Linked DNA regions of Homo sapiens: region 2 is linked to region 1. A link is a contact called in ENCODE Hi-C or POLR2A ChIA-PET data. All regions are on one chromosome and are shown on one strand. Each heading gives the region's core, a stretch centred on a gene start or an enhancer-like site at or near the end of the contact. The rest is flanking DNA. Distances are from core to core; before and after follow the strand shown.

Region 1 (6,348 bases), core at 2,643-5,142:
TATCTCCACACCTGAAGATATTTCTTGGTACATGTCAAAACTCAGGAGGTTAGAATTCTAACGTGTATTCAAAGAGAGGTGGAACTTTGGAGTCATCTAAAGAATGTTGCCATTGGGAATGTAACATTTAAGTGCCAGGAATAAGATTTGGGATCCTCAACAAACTCTAAGGCCAGTGCAGTGGCACATGCCTGTAATCCCAATTATTTGGGATGCTGAGGCAGGAGGATTGCTTGAGCCCAGGAGTTCAAGGTAAAATAGTGAGCCCTCATCTTCAAAAAAAAAAAAAAAAAAAAAACCCCAAATACAAAAAACTCTCAAGAACTAGATTTTTTAGTGATTAAATCTAATCCTGGGGTTGAAAATAGATTTTTTCTTTCTTTTCTTCTGTGCATATGCTTACCCAAGCAAATAGATTTTAATTGAGATATTTAGATGTCAATTCTAATTAGTTGTCAGTGTTGCCTGGAGTATTAGGACGAGAAGAGTTGAGACTGAACCTCAACTGAATCCATGAAACAAATGTGGCAATTGATGAGCAATATCTGCCTTATCTGGGGGAAATGTGTGAAGCTCCCCATCCTTGTAGTTTCCATCCCCTTTCTAAGTTATACTTGGAAGTATGTTAAGTTGTAAAGGGTGCTGTGAGCTGGATTGGATCAGAAACAAAAATTTGAGAAATAGAATGATTCACAAGATTTTGTCAAATTGTGCAGAATGTATGTAACCCTATAGGTCTAGAAGAAACTGGTGTACAAGGGAGCCAAGTAACGTTGATTTAGATTAGAAGTGTGAACTTTGCAGAAATGTGGTACAACCCGGGACCCCATAGAAAGGAGTCCTTGACAAAGAAGTCTACAAATATCTTTTAGCACATGAAGTGTACGTCTTCAAATTTTGTATAGTGTCTGTATGAGAATTTCTGCTGGAGATTGTATAGTTGGTCTTTCTTATTCATGTTAATAACATGAATTAACAAATTCATGTTAATTAATCTGTACTTTGCCAAGCAGTACTGAAAATTCTTGATGAAGTTCTCAATATAAATAATTTTCTTTCCTTTTACAAATGGGGCCTCTGTTACCCATAGGGATCTCCCAGAGTCCCTACAACAGGTGACACTATCAAGAGGAGGTATACTAGACTGGGAATGAAGGAAGAAAACCAGTACTTGTTGTGTCGTTGTTGATCACACAGCATCCAGACAAATCCCTGCCACCATCTCCTAGTAGGGCTTGTCCTATTGATGGGTGAGCTGCTGCCCAAGTGGAGTGGTGCACCTGGTGATTCAGGAAGAGTTACAACTTCACACGCAGCTTGTTGTCCACATCCAATTCTGTGTCTTAGCCAAATGACATAAAAATCAACTTGAGAAAAATACAAAGTAATGTCCTTCTGGGAGTTTATTTGCAGTAGTGTCTGGTTTGTGGCTAAAATTCTGGACTTGAAATTAGGAGAGCTGAGTAGAAACAGAAATGGAAATGTCTGTGTTCCTTTCTCATTTTGACCAGGCACTGCCTCAGAACTTTTGACAGTTCAACTTTGTTGGGCCTCAGTTTCCTCATATTTGATTGGGAAGAGAGGGAGGCTGGAGGTGGAGACAATGAAGAAAGGGATTGACTATTCAATGACTTCTAGACATTTTATCTAAAGTGTTACCTGCATTTCCCCAGGCCATGCCCAATGAGCTATCAAGAACAGCAATGAGATGCTAATCCTACAGATTGGATGAAATAGAGGGAGCTAGAACCACATGCATCCTGCTCCCCACAACTTCTCCCAACTAATGCAGAAGGTTCCCAAGGTTTGTCAGACAGCGATTTGAATTTCTGTGGTCTCTCTGGCTACCTTGTGGTATTTCTGGTGCCCTGTGGCTCTTGGCATAGGCACTATAATGATGCTAGTCCTTCACCCCTCATTTGTCTGTCTGAAAACTGTGCTGGTTTGAGATGTTTCCCACAGATATCTGGGTGATGTGGCTCCATGTTTTTTACCAGCACTATTTGTAAGCCATTTTTCCCCTGACAGGGACACAGCTTCCTGAAGATTGGGCTGGGAACAATCTAACTCCATTCAAAATCACCTTTTCCTTAAGAAGACCTGTGCTTGTCATTAAATCGTGTGTATAAGCTGGTGTAGACCTTTCAGTTAAGTTCCTTAGACCAATAGTCTTCAAAGTTTTTGCTCTCAAAAGCTTTAAAAGACTTGTAAAACTTAGTATCTCTTTGCAGATTTTCAAGTCAACATGAACATATTGTGTAAAGGATCTATTTTATGTTGTCAACAGACAAAATTACAACAAACAGTTTAAATAGCTCAGTTGGCTGTATTGTAGTTCTAGAATTGGGCAACACTTCATTCCATAAAATATAATAAGTGTTCTGATGAGCTGAGCAGAAGGAGTTAGCTTTGTAGGCAGAGGACGGCTGAAGAAAGCAGAAACGAAGAGAGCAAAGAGGATATTAGTCATTCCACAGCTACTTTTCTGTAAGGCAGGACAGGGAAGCAGAATAATAGAAAAAAATGTGGCTCCCATCTATAATCCCAGCTACCCAGGAGGTTGAGGTGGGAGGATCACTTGAAGCCAAGAGTTCTAGGCTACAGCAAGCTACGATCATGCCACTGCACTCCAGCCTGCGTGACAGAGCAAGAACCCCTGTTAAAAAAAAAAGAAAAAAGAAAAAAGAAAAAAAGAGACAGAGAACTGATTAGTTAACATCAGGCTACTTCTTTTGTGTGTGTGTGTGTTTTTTCAAATTTACTAAGTAATGAAACAAAAGATCCAACAGTTCTTACATAGCCTTTATTTAAAAAAAGAAAAAAAGATAAATTGTCTTGAAACTACTCCTAAGTATTTTGAAAAACATTTCCTTTTAAAAGTAGCTGGCCAAGAATCCAGAAAACCTTTTCATTTTAGAGAATCTTCCTCTCTCTTGCTTTTCTGTTCTCTTACCTGATGTCAGTCATTTTGTTTTTCCTGGGCAGTCAGAAATCAGTTTTTACTTTGGAACTAAGACACTCATTTTTGGCTTTAAAAATTGTTAATTATATTGTTCGGTTTTGGGTACTATCTTTGGGTAAGTTGACAATTTCTAGGTTTTTTGTTAATTAAAAATTTTTAGTTTTACTACCTCTGTATCTACTTGCGTAAAAAAGGATAGTATCTAATTATATTTTAACTTACCACTTTTTAAAACTTTTAACTGTTTATATGTGTAAGGATTTAAGTAGAAGTTTTTCGTACTGATTGAAGATTTAAACTGGCTTGTTTGGAAAATCAGCTGTTACCTCTTTCTCCTGATTTCTCAGAAGGTCAAATAAATACTTAGTTTGAGTTTGGTAGAAGTGAACTTTAGTATGAGTGATCCCATTCTGATTTTTTATCTGGTCTGTTGAGGCCTGGTGCAGAAACTTAGTCCAAAACAATGGCCTCTTGTGATTTTTATTTAACAGTATTATCTTCGTGCTTTAAATACCTTTTCCTTAAAATCACAGAGTTTCAGATTTGTCTCAGGTCAGAAATTGTTCATAGAGCAAATTATCTGCATCAAATTACACTGGCTGTTTCTGTCAGGAAAAAGTTGACTTTATTTATTTATTTTTACTGAAAATAAATGTGATTACATGCATGTCTGTGCAACCTCACTTCTGAATGTAAGAGACACAATGTTGGGGAGGGTGGGAGAGAAAATCAGGGTAAAGGCATGGAGCCTTGCTTTGGCTTTCTTCACCTTGCCCTACCTCTCCCGAAATCTCCATTCCCTGGTCCCTCTGCTTGGTGGCCCAGAGGTGTTTACCCCTGGAGCAAGCACACAGGAAGCTTAGGTCCCAGTGGGGCTTTGCCTTCCCTTTCTTTTACAAAATGGTTGCAGGGCCTTTGGTTGCGAGAGAGGATGTGGGAAAGGGAACCACAGGCCGCTGCAGACTTCTCTTCTGTAGAGCAGTGTTATGAGAGGACACGTGGGAGCTGGGGATTTGAACATTGCTTCTGTTTAAGCTATCCATGCCTGTGAACCCTTGGAAGGTCTTTATATCCCCAGAGTTATGAGTACCCCAGTTTGAAGACCACTTCTTTAGACCCCTCCACTTACTCCAGTTGAGTCTGGGATGTGCCCACGCAGATCTGATTGCAGCTCTTAGATTAGGCCTTCATGTTTGTTGAATATTTACAATGTACCAAGTGGCTTACCTTTATAAGTTTGTCTTCCTGAAGACCTTGTTACAGATAACTCAGGTAGCAGAAGACTCAGGAGCCAGACTGGGATACTCCTAATCCCTAAATTAACTTTTGTTCCTGCCACAAAAACTTTCTTAGTTGCATAAGACATGGTCAGCTGAGCTCGTGGATTGAAAGGAGGATCTGAAAGGAAACCTCAGCGTTTGTAGACCATTTCCTGCTTGTGGTTTCCAACTTAATGAGAGAAACAGTGCCTTTTTACAGCCATATCTGTAATAGTGCCTTTTTAGGGCTGTATCTGTGCTACTGAGTCTCCCCTTGACGAAAACTTAGTCAGGCTTCTGTGACCTTGGGCAAGTCCCCCAAGTGTCCAATTTTAGCAAGAATCCTGCTGAATCAGTTTAGCCAGAATCTCCCACCTTAATATCTGATCATCCTCAAAATCTGATCAACATTCTCATCCTCCACCATCCACTACGTAACATCAGATCACCCTGACCTGCCTTCAGCAAGAATCCCATTATGTTTGTTTAACTAGAGAATCCCCTTACCCTTGATGCTTTCTCTTGGCAATTTTCCATCCACCTACTCCTGCACTGTGCTCCCTGTCTATAAATTCCCCCTTTTTCTTGTTGTACTTGGAGTTGAACCTGATCTCGTTCCCCTGATAACAAAAACCTCATTGTAATAGCGCCCGCCATCCTGCCCCGCTTGAATAGTCTTCCTTACCATCTTTAATAAGTGTCATGAATTTTTTTTTCTTTAACACTCTTGTAGGGCTTTAGATAACCTTGGAGGCAATTTCATTTACTTAGATCTGCATATTATTTTGATGTGGTAATTTATAAAACACAGACTTGGTATCTTTGTGTTGCTGTAAAGCAATACCTAAGGCAGGGTAACGTATAAAGAGGTTTATGTGGCTCACGGTGCTGCAGACAATACAAGAAGCATGGCGGCAACATTTGCTTCTGATTAGGGCCTCAAGAAACTTCCACTCATGGTGCAAGGTGAAGGGGAGCCACCATGTAGAGATAACATGGTGAGGAGGAAGCAAGAAAGAGGGAGAAGGTGTCGGGTCCTTTTCTAACAATTAGCTCTCAGGGGAACTCTTGCTGGAATTCTTGTAGTAACTGATAGAATAACTCACTACTGTGAGGATGACACCAAGCCATTTGTGAGGGATACATCTCCATGATCCAAATACCTCCCATTAGGCCCCACTCTGACGGGGGGGATCAATTTCAGTATGAGGTTTCGAGGGTCAAACATTCAAACGATAGCACTTGGTAATTCATAAAACAATTTTCTAGTTTTTTAAATTTACTAAGTAATGGAACAAAAGAGCCAGCAGTTCTTTCATAGCCTTTATTTTAAAAATTGTCTTAAAATTACTCCTAAGGATTTTGAAAATCATTTCCCTTTAAAAATAGCTGGCCAAGAATCCAGAAAAACTTTTCATTTTAGAGACTCTCCCCCCGTCTTGCTTTTCTGTTCTCTTACTTGATGTCAGTCATTTTATTTGTTTTTCCTGGGCAGTCAGAAATCAGTTTTTACTTTGAAATTAAGACATTCATTCTTTTGTCTTTAAAAAAACGTTAATTATATTGTTTGGTTTTGGGTAGTATCTTAGGTTAACTTGAAAATTTCTAGGTTTTTTTGTTAATTAAAAAGTATTAATTTTACTGCCTCTATCCACTTGCATAAAAAAGGATAGTATCTAATTACATTTTAGCTTCCCACTTTTTAAAACTTTTAACTGTTATTTTATTTTACTTTTAAAGGTAGAGTCTGTGTTGTGCGGGCTAAAGTGCAGTGGCTATTCACGGTGTGATCATAGTGCTCTATAGGTTCAAATTCCTAGGCTCAATTGATCCTCCTGCCTCAGCCTCCTGAGAAGGTGGGACTACAGACACATACTGCCATGCCTATATTTATTTTTTAACCACTTTTTAAAAATTGAAATATAACTCACATAGGATTAAACCTTTTAAAATGTACAATTTGGTGGTTTTAGTATACTGACTTTCTTTTAAGATAGCATTGTCAAAGACAAAATTTCAACAAATTTAAATGATTGAACTGGCTTTTATTGCAATTCTTGAATCAGGTGTTATCTAATCTAAAAATAGATGCTAAGCTGGGCAAGGCAGAAAAATCTGTTTTTATAA
Region 2 (6,348 bases), core at 1,148-3,647, 180 kb after region 1:
GAATTTTATTCCCTATGTTATAATAACAAAGCTTTCTTGAAGTATTAATTTGCTCTTAATACAATTGCAAGAGATTTCAATTTTTAATCCTGTAATCTTTCTTTTCAAAACTTCTTTTTATCAAGATAATTTCTACATTGTCTTTATTGGGACTTTGATTACTTAGAAAAACTGAGTTTTAAAAGGATTAATGTTTTTACATTCATGTAACTTCCTGTATTGCTTTTGAAGTCAACTTGACTCTGGTTAAATGAATACCTGTTACTTTACAATGACCTGTGATTATGCTTTGATCACATGTTTTGAAACTTTGATATCATGCAGATTTCCTCAGTATCAAAATCATTTATATTTATGGGTATGTTATTGATATAAATGTTCCAAAAATTATACAAATTCATAAAAATCTAATATGTTGTTTATAATTTTGATTGTTAAAGTTTTTCTAAAATTATATTTGTGTGAATATGTTATTAATGTGAATATTCTAAATATTCTAAAGAGCATGTGAAATTTACAAAAGTCTAAAGGTCCTCGTGTGATGCTGTTAGTCATGATTCTGGTTGTTTTCTTAAAATGCCGCATGTAATAGAAATAACTACATTCGTTTATCAATTAGAAACTTCCATCAGATTTTAACCATGGCTATTCTAACTTTTTGTCACCTACAGTTAATATTTTCAATTCTTCTCTAAAAATATTTGTAATCAACCAAGGTACAAAAATGCTTTTTATTGAAAAACTCTGACAAGTGCTCTTGAACACAGACTTCTGATAACTTTAAGATCAATGGACTAGAACTTTCAGAACTCTAATGAAAAACTGATGTATTCATGAAAATTGCTAACCCAAAACCAAGCAGAACAAAAATTATATAGAACTAAACTGATGGAGGACTAAAGTGATTTTTTATGACTTTTTGTTTGAAACAGGGCTGATTCCTTTTATATTTTGTTTTCCAGCATCAAAAAAACAGTTTTTTTCTTTTGAGCTATTTATATTTTACAGTAATTGGGTAAAATATACTTCTATAAGCAAAACTGAAACATTTACCTTTCTCTCTCTACTTGAATTATCCAGAATCTGGAAATTATTCCTAAGCATTCTTGTTTTATGACAATGTAGTTATTTGTATAAGTTCAATAAGAATCTTTATTTTTTTGGTAACAGGATACAGTGGAAACACTGGTTATTTTTCCAAAGCTTTAACTAGAACGTCATATTTTCAAATAGGACAAAATTGCTTTAAGGAATTGAGATTGAAGCTAATAGACTTGGAAAAATATGGGCCTAATACTTTGTCTACACAATTTCCTTACAAGGTTTCTGACCTTGTGGTAAGTAAAGAATGTTACTTTTGGACAGGTTTGGGAACCTCAAGATATTCTGGGGACCTCAAGAAGAGGGGAAGTCACCTAATCTGTGCTGGTATTACAAGCACCGTCTGATAGTGAATCCTTGGGTTGGCTACTTAGGCTCAAGAGGCTTTTAAAAGTCCAACCCAAAATCTGTTATAAAAAAAGTTACAGCAAAGCTAATTTAAAAGGAGTCTCTATGGCCAATCACTATTCTTGCTGTACTTTACACGAATAACCAAGGCAAATACAATCTGACTAAAACTTATATGGCGAACAAATTGGTCTCACTGTGATTTTTCTTTGGTAGAAAAAGGGACTGGAGAGAGAACTATCATGTTTCAGAAGATAACTATAGTATACCTGTTATTAGACTCTAGCCCTGACTGTTGTTTTTGAGTTTTAAAAATTTGCCCTTTTTTTGGACTGAATACTGGATTATCTCCTGGTTATAACATGTCTCTAAAGAAGAACTTGAAGTTGATTTTCTTCTTGATGATTTTAGTTGGCTCCCTAATGGTATAGGCTCTCTTTTTTCCATTCTGGCATACAAATTCTCCTTTTAATTCTAATCCTTATGTGAATTTTTTGCACTATGTAAATTATTAATACTATGTATGTCTCATTGTTTTACTTCTTCCAAGAAAACAAAAATCATGCAATTCTAAAGATTAGAGATGATTCAACAAGTGAGAGCAGCTATAAATTGATATCTTATTTAGTTGGTTACACTCAGGACTAACTCCTTTATTTTGTACTGGTCTTCAAGTTGTTATTATTATAACCATAACCATAAATATAAACATAGTTGTCATTTTCCTGACTATTAAGTTACTCATTATTTTCATTTCTGCTTGCTTTAGATCAATGTCTAAAGCCAAAATCATGGTCACCCAGCAACTGGCAATGATTCATTATTCAGGAGAATAGCATGTAGTCTTGTGTCCATGACCTACATTCCTAGCAATCTGCCTTACCTGCAGTAACAAGGTTCTTTGCCCCCACTGAAGGATATGACTTTCTGAGAATGAGCTTTCCTAGCACCAAGGAATGAAGCAAGTCTATCACTGTAACCTAAGCAGAGATTGATCATCAATGCTTCTATGGGAAGATTTTGGATCAAAAACGGGAAATAAAAACCAGACGTCACTTTGACAGTTTAAAAGAAAACAGGCTTTCAAATTAATCTGCCTTGGGAAAGTCTTGTGATTCATGATGACACCTTCTTCTTGAGTAAAGAGTCTTGTCTTGAGTTCCTCAAATTGTTGATGTACTGATTAATGCATAGCCTACTGACACTGAAAAGGATGCTGACTCATTTTTGAATTATAAAGTTTTACTAATTGTTTTGCATGCAGACATTTTAGCCTGTACATTGCAATCTGTATCCAGTGATTGTAAACCTCTATATTGCACCCTCCAATGAAAAGAAAATCCAGTATGAGGAGTCCCCCTCCCTTCTCCTAATCTCTCCTATAAAAGTTTTCCAACAGACTTCAAAACACTCTTAACTTTGATGGTGTGTTTTCTCAAGTTTATCCTCACATTTGGCTTTGGAGGAACCTGAATTAAATTATTTTTATCTGAAAAGCCTTAATTTTAATTGACACATTAACTGGATTTTTTAAATTTTTTATTTTTATTTTTTTGAGATTGGCTCTTACTCTGTCACCTGGGCTGGAGTGCAGTGGTGCAATCATGGCTCACTGCACCCTTGACCTTCCCAGGCTCAGGTGAACCCCCTACCTCAGCCTCCCAAGTAGCTTGATTACAGGCACATGCCACTACACCTGGATAATTTTTGTATTTTTTGTAGAGACAGGGTTTCTCCATGTTTCCCAGACTGGTCTCAAACTCCTGGGTTTAAGCGATCTGCCCTCACTGCCTCCCAAAGTACCGCGATTACAGGTGTGAACCACCACACCTGGCCTACACACATTGATTGAGTTTTGATTGTTAAACTAATCTTGCCTTCAGAGGAAAGAGCCTACTTGTCATGATGCACTATACTCTCTATATGCTAGATTTGATTTACTAGTATTATGTTAAAGAGTTTTGTATTTTTATTCAAGGGAGTTATTTTTATATACTTTTCTTGTAATGTCCTTGTCCGGTTTTAACACCAGGTTTATCTTGTTCCCATAAAATGCATTGGGAAAGTTCCTCCTACTTTATTTTCTCAAAGAGTTTGTATAAAATTGATATTTATTCTTCTTTAAATGTTTGATAGAAGTCATGAATGGGACCATCTTAGCCTTGATGTTTCTTTGTGGAAAAATTTAAATAAGTTAAACATCCTTAACAGTTATAGGGCTATTCATATGTTCTATTACTTCTTGCATAATTTTTCACAATTTATATTATTAGTGGATTTTCTCTATTTTATTGAAATTGGCAACTTAATCAGCATAAAGTTTTTCATGATATTCCCTTATTAGTCTTTTGAGGTCTATAGGGTCTGTCATAATGTCCCTATTCTATTCGTGATATTGGTAATTTGTGAGGGTTTTTTCTCTCTTTCTTTACTTGATCAGTCTTCACAGGGTTTATCACCTTAAAATTTTTTTTCAAAATCTATTTTTTTAGCTCTTTTATTTTGTCCATTTCCTGTTTCTCATTTTATTGTTTTCCATTCGTTAATGTTTTCTTTTTTCTAATTAATTTAAATTAATTAGCTTTTCTTTTCCCAGCTTCTTTATTTAGAGGCTTAGATTGTTATTTATAAATCTTTCTTATTTTCTAATATAAGCATTTAAAGCTAGAAATTGCCCTCTAAGTGCAATTTTGACTGCATTCTACAAAATTTGATTTCATTCGCATTTTGCTTGAATTATATTCTTTTGAATATATTCATTTTGCTTTGAATTATATATATAATTCAAGTGAAGCAATTTGCTTGAATTATATAGATTGCTTGTTTGACTAATAGATTATTTAGAAGTAGGTTTTTTAATTTCCAGATTCTGAGGTTTTCCATGTATCTTTTGGTAACTGATTTCTATCTTAATTCTGTTATAGTCGTGGTAATATTCTGTATGATTAAGTTCTTCCAATTCTTGAGATTTGATTTATATCTCATCACATGATCCTGCTAGATAATTGTTCCATATGCCTTTGAAAAAAGTATTTTATGCAGGGTGTTGGTTGTTCTGTTATATAAATATCAAATAGATAAAGTTGGTTGATAGCATTAAGCAAATCTTCAATATTCTTATTGATTTTCTCTATTTATTGTATTAATGACTGAAAGAAGGATGGTTAAAAATCTCAAACTCTATGGATTTGTCTCTTTTTCTCTTTAGTTCTGTGAATTTTTGCTTCATGCAGTTTAAAGATCTGTTATTAGGTGCAAATATATTTAAGATTGCCATATATTCTTAATAAATTGACCCCTTTATCATCATGGGATGTCCCTCTTTATCTCTGTTAATATTCCTTGTCTAGAAGTCTACTTTGTCTGATATTAATATAACCACTAAGGAAATAATTGACTTTAATATGCTTTCTGTTTATTTTTCTCATTTGCCAATATACTGTCTGTATTAGTTGGTTCTCACGCTGCTAATAAAAACATACCTGAGAGTGGGTAATTTATATAGGAAACAGGTTTAATTGATTCACAGTTCCATATGGCTGGGGAGGCCTCACAATCATGACTGAAGGCAAATGAAGAGCAAAGTCACATCTTACATGGCAGCAGGCAAGAGAATATGTGCAGGGGAATACCCATTTATAAAACCATCAGATCTTGTGAGACTTATCCACTACCACAAGAAGAGCATGGGAAATACCTGCTCCCATGATTTAATTACCTCCCACTGGGTCCCTGCCACAACACTTGGGAATTATGGGAGCTGCAATTGAAGATGAGATTTGGGTGGGAACACAGCCAAACCATATCATTCTGCCCCTGGCCCCTCCCAAATCTCATGTCCTCACATTCCAAAACCAATTATGCCTTCCCAACAGCCCCCCAAAGTCTTAACTCATTTCAGCATTAACTCAGAAGTCCACAGTCCAAAGTCTTCTCTGAGACAAGGCAAGTCTTTTCCACCTATTAGCCTGTAAAATAAAAAGCAAGTTAGTTACTTCCTAGATAAAACGGGGGTACAGGCAATGGGTAAATACATCCATTAAAATTGGAGAAATTGGCCAAAATGAAGGGACTGCAGGTGCCATGCAAGTCTGAAATCCAACAGGGCAGTCAAATCTTAAAGCTCCAAATGATCTCCTTTGACTCCATATCTCACATCTGGGTTGATGCAAGAGGTAGGTTCCCATAGTCCTGGGCAGCTCCACCTCTGTGACTTTGCAGGGTACAGCCTCTCTCCTGGCTACTTTCATGGGCTGGCATTGAATGTGTGCAGCTTTTCCAGACATAAGGTGTAAGCTGTTGGTGGATCCACCATTCTGGGGTCTGGAGGACAGTGGCCCTCTTTGCACAGCTCCACCAGGCAGTGCCCCAGTGGGGACTGTGTGTGGGGGCTCCAAACCCACATTTACCTTCTGTACTGCTCTGGCAGAGCTTCTCCCTGAGGACCCCCCTCTGCAGCAAATTTAAGCCTGGACATCCAGGCATTTCCATATACCCTCTGAAATCTAGGCAGAGGTCCCCAAACTTTAATTCTTGTCTTCTGTGCATTTGCAGACTTAACACCATGTGGAAGCTGCCAAGGCTTGGGGCTTGCATACTCTGAAGCAACAGCCCAAGCTGTACCTTGGCCCATTTTTGCCAAAGCTGGAGTGGCTGGGATGCAGGGCACCAAGTACCTAGGCTGCACAGAGCAGGGGAGACCTGGGCCTGGCCCATGAAACCATTTTTTCCTTCTAGGCCTCTGGGTCTGTGATGGGAGGGGCTGCCGTGAAGACCTCTGACATGCCCTGGAGACGTTTTCCCCATTGTCTTGGCAATTAACATTTGGCTCCCTGTTATTTATGCAGGTTTCTGCTGGTGGCTAGAATTTCTCCCCAGAAAATGGGTTTTTCTTTTCTA

What was found. Hi-C counts contacts between places; a loop is a spot of excess contacts on that map. ChIA-PET counts read pairs that join two places held with the same protein, here RNA polymerase II (POLR2A). Pooled maps may share reads with other maps.
Region 2: a loop to region 1 is called in a pooled map, with 2.3 times the contacts of the local background. The contact joins two enhancer-like sites. A Hi-C loop is called at or near these places in 8 of 37 single-sample maps with no recorded cell type and 4 of 50 pooled maps. POLR2A ChIA-PET finds 5 or more read pairs at or near these places in 2 of 52 experiments (MCF 10A and activated T-cell).

The regions. Positions count from the first base shown.
Region 1 is chr1:185,335,004-185,341,351 of GRCh38, forward strand. The region is part of intron 1 of CBSLR (CBS mRNA stabilizing lncRNA); the gene reads left to right. It also overlaps the pseudogene GS1-279B7.1. Among named protein-coding and RNA genes, the nearest start is that of CBSLR, 21 kb to the left of the region's middle. Within about 2 kb of position 3,893, at least 12 of the 41 ENCODE cell types and tissues checked have a DNase peak (open chromatin) inside an H3K27ac peak, as active enhancers do.
Region 2 is chr1:185,518,139-185,524,486 of GRCh38, forward strand. The region is part of intron 1 of LOC107985239 (a long non-coding RNA gene); the gene reads left to right. Among named protein-coding and RNA genes, the nearest start is that of LINC01350, 110 kb to the right of the region's middle. Within about 2 kb of position 2,398, at least 3 of the 41 ENCODE cell types and tissues checked have a DNase peak (open chromatin) inside an H3K27ac peak, as active enhancers do.